Linked DNA regions of Homo sapiens: region 1 is linked to region 2. The links are chromatin loops, found by intact Hi-C in ENCODE. Cell type or tissue: body of pancreas. All regions are shown on one strand. Links, peaks and the distances in the headings refer to the core of each region. The heading gives the core; the rest is flanking DNA.

Region 1 (9,914 bases), core at 530-8,529, 170 kb before region 2:
GGCTCACGCCTATAATCCCAGTACGTTGGGAGGCTGAGGTAGGAGGATCACTTGAGGCTAGGAGTTTAAGACCAGCCTGGGCAACACAGTGAGACCCCATCTCAACAAAAAATAAAAACATTAAAAATTAAAAAAAAAAGGGAAATCTATCCTTGTCATACCTGAGATAAGCCCTCGATGCCACTCCTTGAGGTTTTGACAAAAACAAAACAGCCCTGACACTGAGACCTCTGCTGTTTCTGAGGCGACAGCACACCACATCCTGGAGTCCAAGGCCCTGACTCTCATCGCCTCTATCCCACTTCATCCTGGCAGCCAGAACCATTTTCAGGATGGAAAGACTAAGGAATCCGGGAAAACTCCTCCCCTCTAGGACAGGGCTTATAAACAGAATGCATACATACAACATTCACCAATACAAATGACTCCACGAGGCAGGTGTTTGAAAAAGGTTTGCCTTAGGGCTGCTGATCAAATGTCTAAGAATGCTGGAAGATCTACTCTCACCCGAGTATACCTAAGGCAGCATCTTTTCTCCCACAGATATGAGACGTTCATTATTCATTTATTTTTTAGAGAAAGGGTCTCACTCTATCACCCAGGCTGCAGTGCAGTGGTGCAATCATAGTTCACTGCAGCCTCCACCTCCTGGGTTCAAGCGATCCTCCCACCATGGCCTCCTGAGTAGCTGGGACTAAAGGCCAGCATCACCATGCCCAGTTTTTTTCATTACTTTTTGTAGGAACAGGGGTCTCACTTTGTTGCCCAGGCTGCTCAAACTCGGGGCTTCAAGTAATCCTCCTAACTCGGCCTCCTGAGAGCTGAGATTACAGGTGTGTGCTCCCCCACACTGGGCATGAAACCATCTTTAAAGCTCGCGGCTCCGTTCTGCTGTTACTAGGAACTGCGTGCTGAAGCTCTAAGTGCTCACGCTCACAGCAACTGGTGGGGACTGGTGCTGTCTTTTTTTTTTTTTTAATAAAAACAAAAAAAGACAGGTTCTGGCCCTGTGGCCCAGGCTGGAGTGCAGTGGTATGATCACAACTCACTGCAGCCTCAACCTCCTGGGCTCAAGCAATCCTCCCACCTCAGCTTCCTGAGTTGCTGCAACTACAGGAGCGCACCGCCATGCCTGGCCAGCTTTGTATTTTTTGTAGAGATGGGGTCTCGCAATATTGCCCAGGTTGGTCTTGAACTCCTGGGCTCAATCGATCTTCCTCTCTCAGCCACCCAAGGTGCTAGGATTACAGGGATAAGTCACTGTGTCCAGCCTGGAGTCACTGTTTTGATTCCCATGAAAGACAACGCCCAATCGGAAGTAAACGGCTTTCCTACAGACACCTTTCTGATGGAGGTTGTGGTGTGGAGCTGCAGAATGATTCTGAAACGCGCTCTCTGACGGGATCAGTCTATCATCCCCGTGGTTTCTATTCTGTGGCTGTGCCGTCGCCTGCCAGCGGGGCTAAGTATGGCTTTCAGGAGCGCGCACCCTCCCGACCCACCTGAATCTCTGCGCCTGGTGGTGAACGGGGCCTCCGAACCGTCGCGCTGGCGAGTGGTACAGCTGCGAGAGGAGTGCCACGTTTTTGTTCTGGTTGGGGTTGGCTGCAAACTTCACTGTGATGGGCTCAGAGGAACCTGGGGGTTTATGACCATTGAAACTGGTAATTGCCTCTTCTGCCTCCGACCGTTTGTCAAACCGGATAAACGCAACCCCTCTGGACAAACCTTTTCAACAAATCAACAAAAACGGAGTTAGGGGGAAAAACGCTAGGACTTTCAAAACTGAAAAGCAAAAGTCAGGTCAGTCTACTGTGGGCCAGGCTAGAAGTCTGGTTAAGGAAATAAACAAAAATTAAACCTAAAAGTGAAAACAAATGGATGGAGTAAAGAAAACCAATGACTAACAGAAGATTAAAGCTTCAGACTTTCTTCCCGGCTGAAGCCATGACTCCACAGTGTTGGCGCCCAAAGATATTTTGGTGACAGACATCCCCAATAGACACCCAGGCCTCTTATTTGGAAGAAAGCAACATTAGGAAACAGCACATCCACCGTCACTATTTAGCTGCCAGGTGTCCGCCACAGAGTGGGTGCGTGGGTGTGGTGTGTGGTTGGTGGGTAACAGGGTTGGAGTGGGGACTGCGTCTGAGAGATCCTCCCTGGGCTCAGGGGCCACTCTCCTGGCTGCTGTCTCTGGGCCCGCTGTGACAGCAGGCCTCGTGGCCGAGCCTGCTGCAAAGGTGCCCAGCTCAGCCTGCATGCCTTCTCCTTCATGCCAGGAGGGAGTAGGGTCCTGTGGCCACCCCCTGCCAGCTCCATGCTGCTGCTGTCACCTCACTCCTGTCTTGGGATACTCCACTCTAAGGTCCTACACCCCTCCCGTGGGCCCCAAATTGCCATCAGAATCAAATGAGGCCAGAACACTGCCCAGGCTCATACAGCAGAGCTGAACCTATCCACAGGCTCGCCAGGCAGGCCTGGGGTCCCTGTATGGGAAGGGCCAGGGCCCCAGCAGCCAAGCCCAGAGGGCATCTTCTCTTGCCACCTCAACTGAGCCACCCAAGGGCCAGTCCCGGGTTCCCGGCTAAACCCAATCCCTGGACGGAGCAGTGTGAGACCTGAGGACCGTCCTGCTATGGGGGACATTGGTCAGCTGGGCATGGGTGTGAGATGCTGAGCAAGGCGGGTGGAAGGAGAGCATGGCTGTCCTGCACCCCTGCCTGTCCATACACTAGGCCCGGGAGGGAAACATGAGTAGCCCGTCCCTTGAGGAACCTGGGAAGCGGGCTGGAAACTGGATGAGGGGGATGGGGATGAGGGCACACTGAGCAGCGCACTAGCTCCTTCTCTGGGGGCAAGGACATGATGGAGTCAGGGGAAGGCCCAGGGGTGGGAGAGGTGACAGCTGAGAGGCCAGTCTGAGAGTGACATCACTAGGCGGGAGTCACGGGTGTGTCCCAGTGGGAGAGGCCGTCACAGACAGCCCAACCCAAACACCCTGGTTCTCAAGACTTTTAGTCAAGCCAGGCCAAGGCTCATGCCTGTGGTCTCAACTACTCCAGAGGCTGAGGCAAGAGAATCGCCTGAGGCCAGGAGTTCAAGACCAGCCTGGACAACACAGTAAGATCTCACCTCTTAAGGAAAAAGAAAGACTTCCAGTCAAAGGGTGTCTTAAGTCAGGTTTCTTCTCCAGGCAAAGGCCTCTGGTGCATGGTAACAAACAACGACCAAAGCCAGGCAGCCCGGGGCCTTGGGTGACCTGTCCAGCGGGCACCCAACTGTCCCCATGTCCTGTCTCCACGCCTCACACGGCACCTTACTCCACCACTTCCCAGAGGGTCCCGCCAGCTGCCCCCACAATCGCGACACTGCAGGCCCCCCGTGAGCACAGAGACAGCAGCTTTAGTAAGGTCAGACCTAGCGCTACGCACACGTGCCAGGAATATTCTGGGGCTCAAGCTCATTTCTGAGCTGCTGCTCAGAAGGAACACCTGAAAACACAACCCTGACAGATGCTGTTTTCTTTGAGTCTCTCACGACACGAATGACAGCTTAGTCAGTCTTGGAAACCTAAATGAAAATCGAACTTTAGGCAAATACGACTGAGAGCTGACGCTGGCCGGCTCGTAGGGAAGCTGGCTCCAAGCAGATGGCTTCATTCTGTTTCTAAAGACCCTGCGGCCCAGCGGAGAGAAGGCACGTGTGCAAGTGTGGCTTCCTCGTCTGGGGTTGTAGAGTGGCTTTCAAATGCAAACTGCCTGAGTGAAAGGAAGAAAGCTCTAGTAAGGGGGGCAGGAGGGATGCTGTTTAGCAGAGGGGGATATCAATTCACTCAATTATTTAATGGATGTATACTTTCTGAAGATGGCTCTGCATTTTTTGTTTTTTTCTTCCCCTAGTGTTTTTTATTTTTAATTTTTTTTTTAAGATGGAGTCTCGCTCTGTCGCCCAGGCTGGAGTACAATGGCACGATCTCAGCTCACTGCAACCTCCACCTCCCCGGTTCAAGTGATTCTCCTGCTTCAGCCTCCCGAGTAGGTGGGACTCCAGGCGCCTGCCACCATGCCTGGCTAATTTTTATTTTATTTTACTTTATTTATTTATTTAGAGATGGAGTTTCGCTCTTTTTGCCCAGGCTGGAGTGCAATGGTGCAATCTCGGCTCACTGCAACCTCCGCCTCCCAGGTTCAAACGATACTCCTGCCTCAGCCTCCCCAGTAGCTGGGATTACAGGTGCCTGCCACCATGCCTGGCTAAGTTTTTGTATTTTTAGTGGAGACGGGGTTTCACCATGTTGGCCAGGATGGTCTCGACCTCTCGACCTCGTGATCCGCCCACCTTGGCCTCCCAAAGTGCTGGGATTACAGGCATAAGCCACCGTGCCCGGCCTATTTTTAGTACAGATGGGGTTTGCCATGTTGGCCAGGCAGGTCTCGAACTGCTGACCTCAGGTGATCCACCCACCTTGGCCTCCCAAAATGCTGGGATTACAGGCGTGAGCCACGGCCCCCGGCCCCCTTGTGTTTTTTAGAATTTAACAGCAGAGTCCAAGAAACGGCATAATCTCCAGATGAATACACTATAAAGTTCACAATTAAGGTGGATATAGAAGCGAAGGAATACAAAAAATTAAGCTCTGTCAGCTCAGGGTGGGATTTTTTTTCTCTTTTTTTAAAAAAAGAGTTGGGGGTCTCGCTATGTTGGCCAGGCTGTTCTGAACTCCTGGGCTCAAGCAATCCTCCCACCTTGGCCTCCCAAAGTATTAGGATTACAGGCGTGAGCCACCGCGCCCGGCCATCCTCATCTATTTAACACTAAAAAGCCCGTCACAGGAAGGCAAACTCCACACAGGCTGGCCTGCCACACACACTCTGTCTCCAGCAGAGGGAGCTACAGCCCTGGGATGGGAGCCTCACCTTCCCACCAATTCTGCATCCTGGGGTGGGAAGCAGAGCCGGGAGACCCTCCTGGCTCCCTTCTCTCTGCCTCCCTCACTGCTCTGCAAAGATGACAAAGGTTCCTTAGGCCACCTTGAGGTTCACAGCCGACCCTGGGGGCGCAATACTAAGGTGCCCCCAACACCCTGGGAGACACTATCTTGCAGAGGGAAAGGAAGCAATGCCCCCAGCAGCTGTGTGCAGAGGTGAGTTCCCCCTGCCTGTGGCCCGTGTGTGCCTGAGAGACTAGGGAAGGCCCCAAGAGAGTTGGGTGGCTGGAGGCATGTTCTCAGGCATTGGGGGCTCCAAGTGGAGCACAGGCTTCCCTCATCAGGGCCATACTGGACACAGACAGGCCGAGGCAGAGCAGTGCATGTGGGGTCTAGAGGAGGAGGGGAGTGGACTGTGGGCCAGTGAGGTTGGTTCCCCCGGCCCTGGGCCCTGCACAGCCAGCTCAGATGCCCCAGTGCAGAATGGGGGGCAATAAACCCACACACTGGCCCACTGACAGGATCATTCGCTCAGCTGGCACTTAAGTGAGAGGACTTCAGGGACCACAGGAGACTCTTCTGGTGCAGACCAGGGGAGTTTACACCGAGTAACTGGCATCCCCCGACCCTCTCCCCAGAGCAAAGGCAGAATGGCGGCGGCCGTGCGAGTGAGCCCTGTCCTTCGGCACTGCCCGGTGCCAGGGCGCGAGTCTGTGCTAGGCTACAGGAAGCTCCCAGGGCCCCCATGAAGTGCAAAGGGGCCCTTCCCCTCCTCGGGCCCCAGCGGGAACGAAGGCCGGCAGCGGCAGGGCCAGTGCATGCCAGGTGGGGTTCCTACAGCCGGAAAGGAGGAGGAAGAGAGACTGATAAGGCCGCCCACCCCAAAGCACGCAGCTCAGGGGACGCAGGACAATGTGCATGCCCCTCTAGCCTGCAGGCCAGGAAGGCCCCACCTGTGTGCACATGAAAGGCGAGGCTCTGGGCTGCTGGGGGAGTGCTGCTGTTCTCTCAAAAAGAGGTCACCTCAGAGCATGACTTTCTGTGGCCCAACTACTCGGTGTTATTTCAACATCACAGCCAAGGTGCGGCACACACAGTCTGTGTGGGAAGAATATGAAAACCACCCATACAACGCATGGGCCTCACTAGGCTCAGGGAGTGGATTCTTCCCTGCTGGTTAGTTAGCAGACTCCTGCTCCTGCCCCAAACAGAGCTGAGCGATCCTAAATCCCCTCAGGGTGGCCCGAGCTCCCTGTCCCCCAGGCGGGGCCACGTGCAGGGCTTGGCAAAGGATGTGGTGGGGCACTAGTTCCTAGCCTAGTGCGGCAGGCGGGCCAGGCAGTAGGGCCGGAGCACAGCCGTGGGCGTGCACATGTCCCCTGCTCATCTCTGCCTGACGGCATCACACAAAGCCCAGAGCCCACATCCAGTGCCAAGACGGACTGGGAGGGCCAGCAAAGTGGCCAGGATTGCCTGCCCATTAGAGGAATTCGCTGCCATGTGCTCTGTGCACTTTAGATGTGCTCCCCAGAGAGGGGCATCCGAATTCTGGGGATTTGGGCCATCAGACTACTGCACCCCAAATGCCTGCAACGAAAGCCACAGTGGACAAATGTGCAGCAGCCTTTTTTTTTCTTTTTCTTTTTTTTTAAGAAACAGGGTCTTGCTCTGTTGCCCAGGCTGAAGTGTAGTGGCGCGATCACGGCTCACCACAGCTGTGAACTCCTGGGCTCAAGCAATCCTCCCACCTCAGTCTCCTGAGCAGCTGTGATGACATGCCCGCGCCACCGCACCTGGCTGCAGTATCCTTTTTTTTTTTTTTTTTTTTTTTTTTTTTGAGATGAAATCCCGCTCTGCTGCCCAGGCTGGAGTTCAGTGGCGCAATCTCGGCTTGCTGCAATCTCCGCCTCCTGGGGTCCAGGCGATTCTCCTGCCTCAGCCTCCCGAGTAGCTGGGATTACAGGCGCCTGCCACCACACCTGGCTAATTTTTGTATTTTTAGTAGAGATGGGGCTTCACCATGTTGGCCAGGCTGGTCTCAAACTCCTGACCTCAGGTGATCCGTCCACCTCGGCCTCCCAAAGTGCTGGGATTACAGGCGTGAGCCACCACACCCGGCCTGCAGTGTCCTTTTCACCCCATTCATGGGCAAGGCCAGCACATTTGGGTGCCTGAGGGAAGGTGCTAGAATCTCTTGGCGTTTTCACTGTACATGAAATGCTGGCCTAATCCCCAGCTTTTTTTTTTTTTTTTTTTAAGACGGAGTCTCGCTCTGTCACCCACGCTGGAGTGCAGTGGCAAGACCTCGGCTCACTGCAACCTCCGCTTCCCGGGTTCATGCCATTCTCCTGTCTCAGCCTCCCGAGTAGCTGGGACTACAGGCGCCCGCCACCATGCCCAGCTAATTTTTTGTATTTTTAGTAGAGACAGGGTTTCACCATGTTGGTCAGGCTGGTCTCCATCTCCTGACCTCGTGATCCACCCACCTTGGCCTCCCAAAGTGCTGGGATTACAGGCGTGAGCCACCACGCCCAGATATCCCCAGCTTCTTTTAATGCCATCTTACCTCCTCAGCCTCCTCAAACCAAAGCCAACGTCTTCTCATTTTGGTGCTGTCCTCGTTTGCGGAATAACTAATGACATTTAAAATCAAACGGTGATCTGCCTTCCCTAGAAAACCCAGCCCCCACCTAGAGAACACCCTCCCCACGCGTCTGGGGCCCCTCTGGTACCTGTAGTCTGATCCACGAGGACCCGCGAGTTGATGATCCGCCCAAACCGAGAGAACATGTCTTCTACGTCCTTCTGGGTCATGGTCCGCGGGAGCCCGCTGATGTACAAGTTGGCGTCTTTGATCACCTCTGAGCTCGGGCGAGCATACGACACCTTGGGAACACAACCACTTTCCGAGATTAGTACAGGCACGTGGCCAAAGCATTGAGGAGGGTGTTGAATGCTGGGTTAGGAAAAGCCAACACTGTGTGTTAGAAATCATGCAGGGAACGATTATCATCACTGACGCTCACCGCCTGCAGCCGCATGGTGGCAAGCTCACTGAGGGATGGGCCGTGAGCCAGGATGCCTGGCAGTGCTTCCTCACTGGGTGCTCACCATCCTCAAGGAGGCAGGCGTGACTCCTATGTCACAAAGCCCAGCAACTGAGGGCCCGCAGCTTGTGTGTGGCTACCTCTCTGATGTGCTGGACAGTGAGCCGGTGCCAGAGAGGTCCTGGTGCCTGAAAGCAGCCCGTGCTGCAGCGGGCAAGCAAGCTGGGAGCTACTGGGAACACAGGAGACTCCCCTGCCAAAGAGCAAGCTCGCCACAGAAGCCCTGACAGGGGCTGTGAGTTCTGGGAGGACCCCGAGTTTGTACTCAAATCCACTCAAGTGTTCAATATTAAACGACTCAATGCCTTTTGGATTTATATTTTGCAAAATCAAAGAAAACTGAAGAGAACCTTCTGGGTGCTTTGACAAAATGGTACATTCATCATTCGTGTGGAGAGGGTGGTGAGGGGAGCCCGGAGGCCAATGCAAGACAAGGTCTTCGGTGCTTTCTCAGGTTGGCGCTGACGGCCGTGCAGACCCCATGGGCCCAGAAGGAAGAAAAGGACCACAGTGGAACCCCTCTGCCTGTGAAGGGGCAGCCTGGCAGGACTCACAGCCTCGTCAGGAGGCTGGGATATGGAGGAGGGAGCAGGAGATGTGTTCCCGAGAAGGGTGGGGACTTGAACCTGTGCGAAAGGAAGTTCATTCCCTTTGAGTGAGGGGCACAGAACTGATGAGCCAAGGTAACTGAGACCAGAACGCAGGGAGAAGCCGCCACTCAGGAGTCACTGGGCAGAATCTGCGTGCTGAGAACACACACACAGCATCCTCTGAGAAGCTCCTATCATGTTCCAGAGAAGGAACAACAGACATTGCCCCTGCTCATAGGGCAGTGGGCGGCCCAGCAGGGGAACAGGACAGCCCCACGAGGAGAGGAGTGTGGGGCTGGAGGCCAGCTCTGCCTGGTAGCGGTGGGAATCGAGGGAGCATGTCACTACGGAGCCCATGAGGTCTCTGGGGAAGCCGTGCTGCTCCCAGGCCCGGGGCACCTCCATCAGCCTGTGGACAGGAGCTCTGGGGACACTTGCTCACCCCATGATGTGGGTCAGGGGCTGCCAGTGCTGTCCCCAGAGAAAAAGAGGCTGCCTTGGCCCCCAGCCTCCCCTAGTGTCCGGGCTTGCCCTGGCTCCCTGCAGACCTGTCTGGACTGGGGCAGTATTTGGGGGCCTGCCAAACCATGACCCTGGCGCCAGTGGAGCGGAGCTGAGGCTGGCACTGACTGGACCTACTGCCGTCCCTGGATGAAGCCCCAGAGGAGAAGTGCCCTAGAGCCAAATGCTGGGGAAAGCTCTGATGCCTCCCAAGGACAGGTGTCTCCAAGGACCATGGGAACTCTGCTTTCCTCTTCTCTCTGGACACTGTCATGTTCAGTCAGGCTAGAATCAGAACAGCTGGCGCACAGCAGGCGTGCACTGACCTGGGGCTCCCCGGCCCCTCGGCCAGAACCCTCTTTCCTAAGCTCCCAACATCGCTTGCTCTTTGGCCTCAATCAGGTCTTTTTCTGGCTGCCCATTCTCAAGAATTCATCCAGTGAGGGGTTCAATCGTGTTCCCCCCACCCCACAATCCAAATTCATATGCCGAAGTCCTAACCCCTTGGGACCTCAAAACGTGACCTGATTTGGATACAGTCATTGCGGATGTAATCAGTTAAGACGAGGTCACACTGGTATAGGGTGATCTCTAATCAAATGTGACTGATGTCCTTATAAAAGAGGGAAATTTAGGCCAGGTGTGGTGGCGCAGGCCAGTAATCCCACTGTTTTGGAGGCTGAGTGGGAGGATCGCTTGAACCCAAGAGTTCAGCCTGGGCAACATGGCAAGACCCCATCTCTACAAAAAAAATTAGCTGGTCGTGGTGGGGCATACCTCTATTCC
Region 2 (9,914 bases), core at 968-8,967:
TTGAACTCCTGGCCTCAAGCGATCCTCCTGCCTTCCAAAGTACTGGGATTACAGTTGTGAGCCACCAAGCTTGGCATAAAAAAAAATTTTTTTTTTTTTGAGACTGAGTCTCTCTCTGTCACCCACACTGGAGAGCAGTGGTGTGATCTTGGCTCATTGCAGCCTCCGTCTCCTGGGTTCAGGCAATTCTCCTGCCTCAGCCTCCCGAGTAGCTGGGATTACAGGTGTCTGCCACCACGCCCAGCTAATTTTTTTGTATTTAGTAGAGATGGGGTTTCACCGTGTTGGTCAGGCTGGTCTCGAACTCCTGACCTCGGCCTCCCAAAGTGCTGGGATTACAGGCGTGATCCACTACACTCGGACTTCTTTTTTTTTTTAGGAGATGGAGTCTCGCTCTATCAGCCAGGCTGGAGTGCAGGGGCACGATCACAGCTCACTGCAGCCTCAACCTTTTCAGCTCAAGAGATTCTCCTGCCTCAGCCCCGCAAAGTGCTGGGATTACAGGCATAAGGCACCAAGACTGGCTCCAAAAGGTCCTTTTTTGTGATTCACGGAATAAATTCAGGAAGGAGGAAATGAAGGGGAGAGTCAGGGTGGTCAGGGGATAAGAAGAGTCTCAGGTGGGCTGCTGGGTTCAGAGGTGAGCAGAGGAGACGTCGTAGGGAGGGAGGTGGGTTTGGGGGCACAGTGAAGATTTGAGGTGGCTGTAAAAGGCAGCTAGTGGGGCCCGGAAGCCCCTGCCCACCCGCCCACCCCCAACTCACCCACACAGTTCTTGCCGTCAGGGCTGAGCTCGAAGCCTGCATTGCAGACACACTGGAAGCTGCCCTCTGTGTTGACACAGCGGCCCAGGTGACAAAGGCCACCACTGACAATGCACTCGTCCACATCTGCGGGGAAGGCAGGCGGGCAGTCAAGAGGTGCTCCCCACCCTCCAAGCCTGGGCCAGAACCCCCAACAACATCACCCCTACTCTTGGATGGACAGCCGTACCCACGCATGCCTGCCTGGTGGGCGTGGCCTGGAAGCCCGGGTAGCACCGGCAGTGGTAGGTGCCGGGGATGTTGACGCAGTCACCGTGGTGGCAGGGGCTGCTGGTGCATTCGTCTACATCTGAGGGGAGAGGACCCTGAGCCCTAGCACGAGCAGGGCAGTGAGAACCGCCCCCCCTTCCACCTGGCCGCGGCTCACCAATGCACTCGCCGCGCACGTCCTGGGTGTAGCCCACGTTACACTCGCAGCGGTAGCTGGAAGGCGTGGGCAGGCAGCGGCCATTCAGACACAGGTTGGTGAAGTGTCGGCAGATGTCAATGGTCTGGTTCAGGGTAGCAGTGCCTACGGGTGGGGCCGGCAGAGGCATCTGAGCAGTGGCTGGCCCCGCCCCAGTCTGGAGCCTGGGCTTCACCTCTCTAGGCCCAGATACCCCCTCTAAGGCTGGGACCCTGCCCTGGCTCAGATCCTGCCCTCTTTCTCATGGAGAGTCCTGCCTTAGATTCAGAACTCCAACCTGGGATCTAGATCCCTCCAACCTGGGACCTAGATCCCTCCAACCTGGGCCTGGATCCCTCCAACCTGGGGCCTGGATCCCTCCAACCTGGGCCTGGATCCCTCCAACCTGGGGTCTAGATACCTCCAACCTGGGGCCTGGATCCCTCCAACCTGGGACCTGGATCCCTCCAACCTGGGCCTGGATCCCTCCAACCTGGGGCCTGGATCCCTCCAACCTGGGCCTGGATCCCTCCAACCTGGGGTCTAGATACCTCCAACCTGGGGCCTGGATCCCTCCAACCTGGGGCCTGGATCCCTCCAACCTGAAGCCTAGATCCCTCCAAACTGGCACCTCGATCCCTTCAACCTGGGACCTGGATCCCTCCAACCTGGGGCCTAGATCTCTCCAACCTGGTGCCTAGATCCCTCCAACCTGGAACCCAGATTCCTCCAACCTGGTGCCTAGATCCCTCCAACCTGGAACCCAGATTCCTCCAACCTGGGGTCTAGATCCCTCCAACCTGGGGCCTAGATATCTCCAACCTGGGGCTTAGATCCCACCAACCTGAAGCCTAGATCCCTCCAACCTGGGACCTGGATCCCTCCAACCTGGGCCCTAGATCCCTCCAACCTGGGGCCTTAGATCCCTCCAACCTGGGGCCTTAGATCCCTCCAACCTGGAGCCTAGATCCCTCCAACCTGGAGCCTAGATCCCTCCAACCTGGGGCCTAGATCCCTCCAAAATGGAGCCTTAGATCCCTTCAATCTGGAGCCTAGATCCCTCTAACCTGGTCCCAGAGATGCCCAGACTCCCACTCTGGGCCCAAATCCTCATTATGGGGCAAGAACCCACCCCAGGCCTAAATCCTACATGACAGACCCCCACACCAGGCCCAAACTCCCCACCCAAAGCCCGAACTCTGACTTATTTATTTATTTATTTATTTATTTATTTATTTTTAGAGACAGGGTCTCACTCTGTCACCCAGGTTGGAGGGCAGTGACACAATCACAGCTCACTGCAGCTTCCAACTCCTGGGCTCCAGCAATCCTCCTGCCTCTTCCTCCTGAGTGGCAGGGACTACTGGTGGGCATCACCACACCTAGCTAATTTTCAATTTGCTGTAGAGACAGGGTCTTGCTATGTCACCCAGGCTGGTCTCGAACTCCTGGCCTCAAGTGATCCTTCCACCTCGGCCTCCCAAAGTACTGGGATTATAGGCATGAGTCGCTGTGTCCAGCCCAAAACCTAACTCTGAGGACCAGATTCTCCAGTTACCTCCATCCCCATCCACTACTAGCACTGTCATCCCTACTAGCCAGGCCAGGAGTTCCCCCTCCAAAGCCCTAACCCTCTCTCTGAGGCCTGGACACCGTCCCCTGTTTGGAGCTCTCTCCCCAGATCCAGGACCATCCTTCAAGTCTTGGAATGTTCCTCCCAAGCCCCAGGCCTCACCAATATTAGAGTTGCCAGGGCCCAGGCTGGGGATCCCACGCGCATCAGAGCCATGGGGGTTGAGTCGCGCTGGCCCAAGAGGGGGACCCATGCCATTGGATCCGAAGCCCAGGAGGCCAGGGAAGAGGCCAGGGTGGCCGGGTAGCAGCGGCAGCCGCTGGGCGCACAGTTGCTGGAATTCATCTGCAAGGAAGCAGGGTTGAGGCCAGGCCCTTGGCCCTCCCCTGTCCCCTCCTCACCCACAGCCCTGCAGGCTGCAGCTCTTACTCACTGGAGCCCCGAGGAGGACACAGCTCAGGGACCGGGCCAGCTGCCCAGCACCTGCCCCTGTCACAGCAGCACTGCCTGCGAGTGTAGTGGCCGGCGAGGTCTCCAGCACAGCGGCCCCCGAAAAGCACTGAGAAGCAGGCGCCGGCCCGGTAGTCTGCAAAAGATCAGAGGGTGAGCCCATGAGCACAGGACATCAGTGACCAGACCTGGATCCAAATTCCAGCTGTAGCAGCACTGCCTGTAGGACGGGTCTGTTTGCCGCTCTGTGCCTCAGTTTCCTCTCCATAAAATGGGGATGCTTGGAGCATCCACCTCACCCGGGAAAAGTATTACCTGGATGAAAAGTCTGACATAGTCCAGATGCAGTAGCTCACACCTGTAATCCCAGCACTTTGGGAGGCTGGGGCGGGAGGATCTCTTAAGGTCAGGAGTGCAAGACCAGCCTGACCAACATGGCGAAACCTCATGTCTACTAAAAATACAAAAATTAGCCAAGGGTGGTGGCAGGCACTTGTAATCACAGCTACTTGGGAGGCTGAGGCAGGAGAATCACTAATTGCTTGAACCCAGGAGACAAAGATTGCAGTGAGCTGAGATCATGCCACTGCACTCCGGCCTGGGCAACAGAGCGAGACTCCGTCTCAAAAAAAATAAAGGGCCGGGCGCAGTGGCTCACGCCTGTAATCTCAGCACTTTGGGAGGCTGAGGCGGGTAGATCATGAGGTCAGGAGTTCAAGAAGAGCCTGGCCAACATGACGAAACCCAGTCTCTACTAAAAATACAAAAATTAGCCGGGTGCGGTGGCGCACACCTGTAATCCCAGCTACTTGGGAGGCTGAGGCAGGAGAATCACTTCAACCTGGGAGGCAGAGGTTGTAGTGAGCCAAGATTGTGCCACTGCACTCCAGCCTGGGCCACAGACCAAGATTCCGCCTCAAAAATAAATAAATAAATAAATAGAAAAGTTTGACATATGGCCAATGCTCGCTCAGTGCCATCTCTTGTTACCAAGATTCCAAGTTATCGCACAGAGGTAGTGAGCTCCCCGTCGCTGCAGGCATCCAACCACACTAAGGAAGACCCATTGGCGGGGAAGGACTACCCCAGTGGGATACCAGGCAGGGACACGGAGATCTGCAGCTGTGTGTCTTTGCTTGCTGGCTTCAGGCATTATGCAGAAGCCTACGAGACTGTGAATTTCAGAGAGGGGCCCCAAGGAGTCGAGGGGTGGATTGACGGCTACAGCCCCCGGGGTGACTGAGGCAGACAGGCTCCCCAGGTATGAGAACCACCAACACTCTTCCACTTCCCACTGCGCCCTCAAGGTCAATGGCTTTATGCAGCGATCAGATTTCTCAGGCTCTGGCTTAAAGAGCATATTTTTAGGCTTAAAAATGCACAAACCTTGGCTGGTGGCCCACAGTTTAAAAAACTCCTCCCAGCAGCTGGGAGGGCCACTGAGAGCCACCCCTGACCTGCCCCGAGCTGGGAAAACATGCAAATGTTTCTACCTCCCTGGTCCCCTCCCCTTGCACCTGGGGGCCCCCCAGGTACGTGCGTGGGAGTCAGGGTTTTTCGTTCTCAGCCTTATCATAGCCCCTCAAAGGGGACTGGGCCTGCCCAGACGAGGAGAGATCAACAGACTCCTCCAAAGTCACACAGCTGCAAAAGCAAGAGGAGGACGGGAAACTCGATTTCCCAATCTCAGGGGACCCAACAGGCAACAGTCCCTCAAGCAAGAGAGACAGAATATAAGAATTTCAACAAAAATGCTCAGCCACAGTGGCTCATGCCTGTAATCCCAGCACTTTGGGAGGCTGAGGCGGGTGGATCACCTGAGGTCAAGAGTTTGAGACCAGCCTGGCCAACACAGTGAAACCCCGTCTCTACTAAAAATGCAAAAATTAGCCGGGCATGGTGGTGGGTGCCTGTAATCCCAGCTACTGGGGAGGCTGAGGCAGGAGAATCACTTGAACCCCGGAGGCGGAGGTTGCAGTGAGCCGAGATCGTGCCATTGCACTCCAGCCTGGGGGACAGAGTAAGAATGTGTTAAAAGAATTTTAACAAAAATGATCCTGTCATTGCTGTAAGTACATACTGTGAGCTAAGTGGCCACAGCCCCAACATTACCTGGTGTCCATGAATGTGTATTAAGTATCCTCTAGGTACCAGCCCTCTGCAAATTACTCCCCAAATGATATCTTACTCAATCTTCATTGAGCTAGGTACTGCTATTATCTACCATTTTACAGATGGGGAAACTGAGGCACAGAGCGGTTAAGTCACTTGCCCAAGGCCACAGGGTCTGTGAGCAGCTCTGGGTGGGAGCCCCAGACTGATTCCAAAGCCTATGTTCAGAGGCTGGTTTGTCCAATCCAAGGACTGGTCTTTAGCAGCTGAGAGAGGACCCCCCGCAGTCCAGGGGATGTATCCACAGCTACCCCCAATGCCAGCTGTGATGGCCCCCAGTGGTGGAGACCTAGAAAGTCTGGAGTTGGCCAGCCGGGCGCGGTGGCTCACGCCTGTAATCCCAGCACTTTGGGAGGCCGAGGCGGGCGGATCACGAGGTCAGGAGATCGAGACCATCCTGGCTAACACGGTGAAACCCCGTCTCTACTAAAAAAATACAAAAAAATTATCCGGGCGTGGTAGCGGGCGCCTGTAGTCCCAGCTACTCGGGAGGCTGAGGCAGGGGAATGGCGTGAACCCAGGAGGCGGAGCTTGCAGTGAGCCGAGATCGCGCCACTGCACTCCAGCCTGGGCGACAGAGCGAGACTCCGTCTCAAAAAAAAAAAAAAAAAAAAAAATTAGCTAGGCGTGGTGGCGTGCGCCTGTACTCCCAGCTACTTGGGAGGCTGAGGCAGGAGGATCTCTTGAACTGGGAGGCAGAGGTTGCAGTGAGCTGAGATCACACCACTGCACTCCAGCCTGGGTAACAGAGTGAGACTCTGTCTCAAAAAAAAAAAAAAAAAAAAGAGAGAGACAGACAGCTGAACAAGGGGTCTCTCTCCTACCCACTCTCTCCCGCTCCAGCCCCTCGGTTCACTCAGGCAGTGGGTGCCATCCAGGCTGCTGGCAAAACCTTGGGAACAGGTGCACACGTAGCTCCCGACAGTGTTGGTGCAGTCACCCCCAGAACAGAGGCCGGACAGGCTGAGACACTCATTCACATCTACATAAACAGGGACAAGGTCAGAACTGGGCACCTCACCAGCCTGACCCCTCTGCCTTCCTGCAGGGGAGCCTGAGCCCCCCAGGTCATGAGTCACAGAGGAGGTCTCAGGTTGTCCCCCTCCAGTCACCCACCTTCACATGCGGCGCTGCTGTCACTGAGCCGGTGTCCAACTGGACAGCGGCAATGGAAGGAGCCCACCATGTTGACGCAGCTGCCTCCCTGGCACAGGCCTGGCACAGCCTGGCACTCATCCACATCTGCAAGGACAAAGCCCGGCAGGGGAGTGAGAGGCCCATCGGAGGGAAGAACCAAGGCAGCTAAGGCCTCCCACTCAGCCCTGACCCCACTATTCACCTTGGCAGGCCCCCGTGTGGATATTGGGGATGAAGCCGCGGCGGCAGGGGTGTGGCTGTGCAGGGCAAAGTTCACATGGAAGGCCCCAGGCACGGCCCACAGTGGCACAGCAAAGTGCCTTGGTGCACACGAGGCCCGTCAGCTGATGCTGGCACCCCTCGGGGCCTACTTGGCCAAAGCAGGGTCCCGTCCGGTAATCTGCAGGGCAGACAGATGTGGGTACCTGGCTGAGGGCTGCCCCTGTCTGGAGATCTCTGCGTCTCTAACACCTTCTCAGCGGCCCCTGCACCCACAGACCAGGCTTTACTTATGCTGCTCCCTTACTAAATAGAATATCTTTCCTCCCCTTTCCCTACCTAACGAACTCCTATTCACCCTTCAAAACCCTTTTTCTTCAAAGCATTTCCTGACCAACTTCCAAGAGACCAGCACCTCCAAGCCAATAAAGCTCAGGGCCTGTGTGAACACCCTGTCTGAACTGATGGGACTCCTTCCCCAGGCCTATCCTCCCTTCAGGCCTGGGCAGGGACCCACGGATGCCCAGCTAAAAAGCATGTCTAGTCCTTGAGCACACGCCTGGCCCTGCCATATCGCCCAGATTTGGGGAAGGATCTGTTATCTGCCTAAATTCTCTGGACCCCCAACATCACATCCCCAATCCCCATCAGGCCCAGCCCAAGGTGACCGCATTGGTTCCCCCAACCCCAGTACATGAGCCCAGATGTGACTTCTTGGCTCTCTTCTCCCAGATGTTTCCAATAAAGGAGTTAGCTCTCAAACAAGGGCAGCCGCTCCCAAGAGAAGAAGCCAAACTCACCCCCAACTCAGGCCCCGTAAGGAGGAGGGGCTTCACAGAGACCCCCACCCCCCAGCTGTCCTGATGCCCCAAGCCAAAACGTAATTCCTGGCAGCTCCCCCACTCCCCCTCCCCCTCACTCTTCTGCCACCCAGAGCTTGGCCCGCCTCCAACAAGCCCATGTTCTAATTCTGCAGTTTCCAGAAGCCCACCCTCAAACCCAGGTCACTTCCCCAGCCCCTCCAGCTTCTAGTCCCCGGGTCGTGCCCATCCTCACCTTCCTGGGCTGAAACACCACATTAGGCACCCAGATGCCTCTGCATCTGAAAATCTCACAAGCCTGGATGTCCCTGACGCCACCCACTCCGGTTCTCTTTCTCTTTCTCAGCCTCCTGTGGGCTCGGTTTTTTCTGTCCAGGCTTAAATGCCCAGGTGGCTGTCTCTGCTGGCCCTTCCTTCTCTCACGGGGATCCTCAGCGGCACCCTGGGCTTCAGTCCCCATGGATGGGGCAGCCCACGCCGCCATCTCAGCCCCAGGCCTGAGTGTCCAGCTGCTTCCCAGACAACTTGCAAGTCCCTCGGCCAACACTGAGCTCAGAGTCCTCCTCCTCCCTGCCAGGGTGCGCCACTACCTTCCCTCCAGTTTTCACCAGGTCTTGGGTTCATCCTGACTCCCTCCTTCTTCTCTCCCCGTCCCTGCCACACCTCACTGCTCACAAGAAAGACATCACTGTGTCCGTTCTCCTTTTTTCTTTTCTTTTCTTTTTTTTTTTTTTTTTGAGACAGGGTTTCGCTCTGTCTTCCAGGCTGGAGTACAGTGGTGCGATCTTGGCTCACTGCCTCCCAGGTTCAAAAAATTCTCATGCCTCAGCCTTCCAAGTAGCTGGGACTACAGGCACGCGCTACCACACCCAGTTACATTTTTTTGTGTATTTTTAGTAGAGATGGCTTTTGCCATGTTGGCCATGGCTGGTCTCAAACTCCTGGCCTCGAGTGATCTGCCCGCCTCGGCCTCCCAAAATGCTAGAATTGCAGGCATGAGCCACAGTGCCTGGCCTCTTTTCTTTCTTTCTTTCTTTCTTTCTTTTTTTTTTTTAAGAGACAGAGGGTCTGGTTCTGTCACCCAGGCTGGAATGCAGTGGCACCACCACGGCTCACTGCAGCCTTGAACTCCTGGGCTCATGCAATCCTCCCACTTCAGCCTGAGACTACAGATATGCACCACCATGCCAGGCTAATTTTTTACTTTTTTTAGAGAGGGGGGGTGTCTCACTATGCTACCCAGGTTGATCTCAAACTCCTGGTACATCCACCCTCTTAATTTTGGTAACAACCTCTCAGCAGGTGACCCCACCTATCTTAGCCGTCTTAAAAATGGGATCATTTTTAAGAGTTAGGGTGACTGGGTGTGGTGGCTCATTTTGGGAGGCTGAGACAGGCAGATCACTTGAGGCCAGGAGTTCGAGGCCAGCCTGGCCAACATGGCAAAACCTCATCTCTACTAAAATTACAAAAATTAGCTGAGCGTGGGGATGCCTGTAATCCCAGCTACTCGGGAGGCTGAAGCGGGAGGATTGGTTGAACCTGGGAGGCAGAGGTTGCAGTGAGCCGAGATCATATCACTGCACTCTAGCCCGAAAGAGCAAAACTTTGTCTCAAAAAAAAAAGAGAGAATTAGGGTGCAATAAAGAGGGGGTTTGCCCATCTCATGAAGTCCAGTCCACCCTACCAGATCCAGCTGAGGGGTCCCCTCCTCCAGGAAGCCCTCCCTGACTCCCTTCCATGGAGCAGATGGTTTCTCTGTCCTTCACATGCTCCAGGGCTGCCCCAACCCTTGTCTTAGCCTTGACACCCCCAGATAAGAATCTTCTGCTTGCAGTTTCTTCTCCCTGCCCCTCAGACTGGCACATCCTCTCTCTTTCCTACCAGACTCCAACACAGGTGCTCGCTCAGAGCCAGTGAATAGCAGATGTTTTGGAGAACAGATGAGCAAATGAAAGAAATGTCCTCAGACTGCCCCAAATGCGGGAAGGAGGCCAGCTGGTTCCTTTCAAGGCCTGGCCATGTCTCAGGGACTTCCAGGAAACCCCCTTTCCTCCATCGAGTCCCCTGTCTACCTCCCACCCGCGCATGCTTGGTACCTCTCTCACATTGAGGTCCCATGAAGCCATACACACAGGCGCAGCGGTTGGGCCCAATGCAGCGACCCCCATTGTGGCAGCCGCGGTCACAGATGGCTGTGGAGGAGAGAGGGTGATGGCTGGAGGTCCCCCAGCAGCAGAGAGAGCTGGGGTTCACAGCAAGCCTGTCTTCACCCAGGAATCCCCAGGATCTGGCCCAGGTTGAATAAGACTGAGGCTGAGCTGAGTGGCTAG

The links. Hi-C counts contacts between places; a loop is a spot of excess contacts. Peaks named below come from ENCODE experiments on the same cell type or tissue, not always from the same donor. Only the 100,000 strongest peaks of a DNase experiment are listed, where the experiment ranks them.
Region 1: it touches region 2 in a loop (2.2-fold over the local background); 3 of 110 quality-filtered maps call a loop at or near these places.

The regions. Positions count from the first base shown.
Region 1 is chr19:7,966,063-7,975,976 of GRCh38, forward strand. It overlaps ELAVL1 (ELAV like RNA binding protein 1), which reads right to left. Exons shown (of 6, transcript NM_001419.3): 4 at 7,663-7,816; 5 at 1,503-1,728. Among named protein-coding and RNA genes, the nearest start is that of TIMM44, 27 kb to the left of the region's middle. RefSeq lists enhancers at 2,626-3,238, 3,239-3,852, 5,074-5,183, 5,234-5,283. In body of pancreas, for the core only: a CTCF peak has its summit at 4,887 (motif pointing right); a DNase peak (open chromatin) is centred at 4,879.
Region 2 is chr19:8,135,197-8,145,110 of GRCh38, forward strand. It overlaps FBN3 (fibrillin 3), which reads right to left. Exons shown (of 64, transcript NM_032447.5): 6 at 9,681-9,776; 7 at 6,744-6,941; 8 at 6,521-6,646; 9 at 3,216-3,368; 10 at 2,945-3,127; 11 at 1,192-1,335; 12 at 994-1,113; 13 at 765-890. Among named protein-coding and RNA genes, the nearest start is that of FBN3, 9.4 kb to the right of the region's middle. RefSeq lists enhancers at 6,215-6,716, 8,021-8,565. In body of pancreas, for the core only: no CTCF peak of the experiment used is centred there; DNase peaks (open chromatin) are centred at 4,625 and 6,635; H3K27ac peaks cover 774 bases.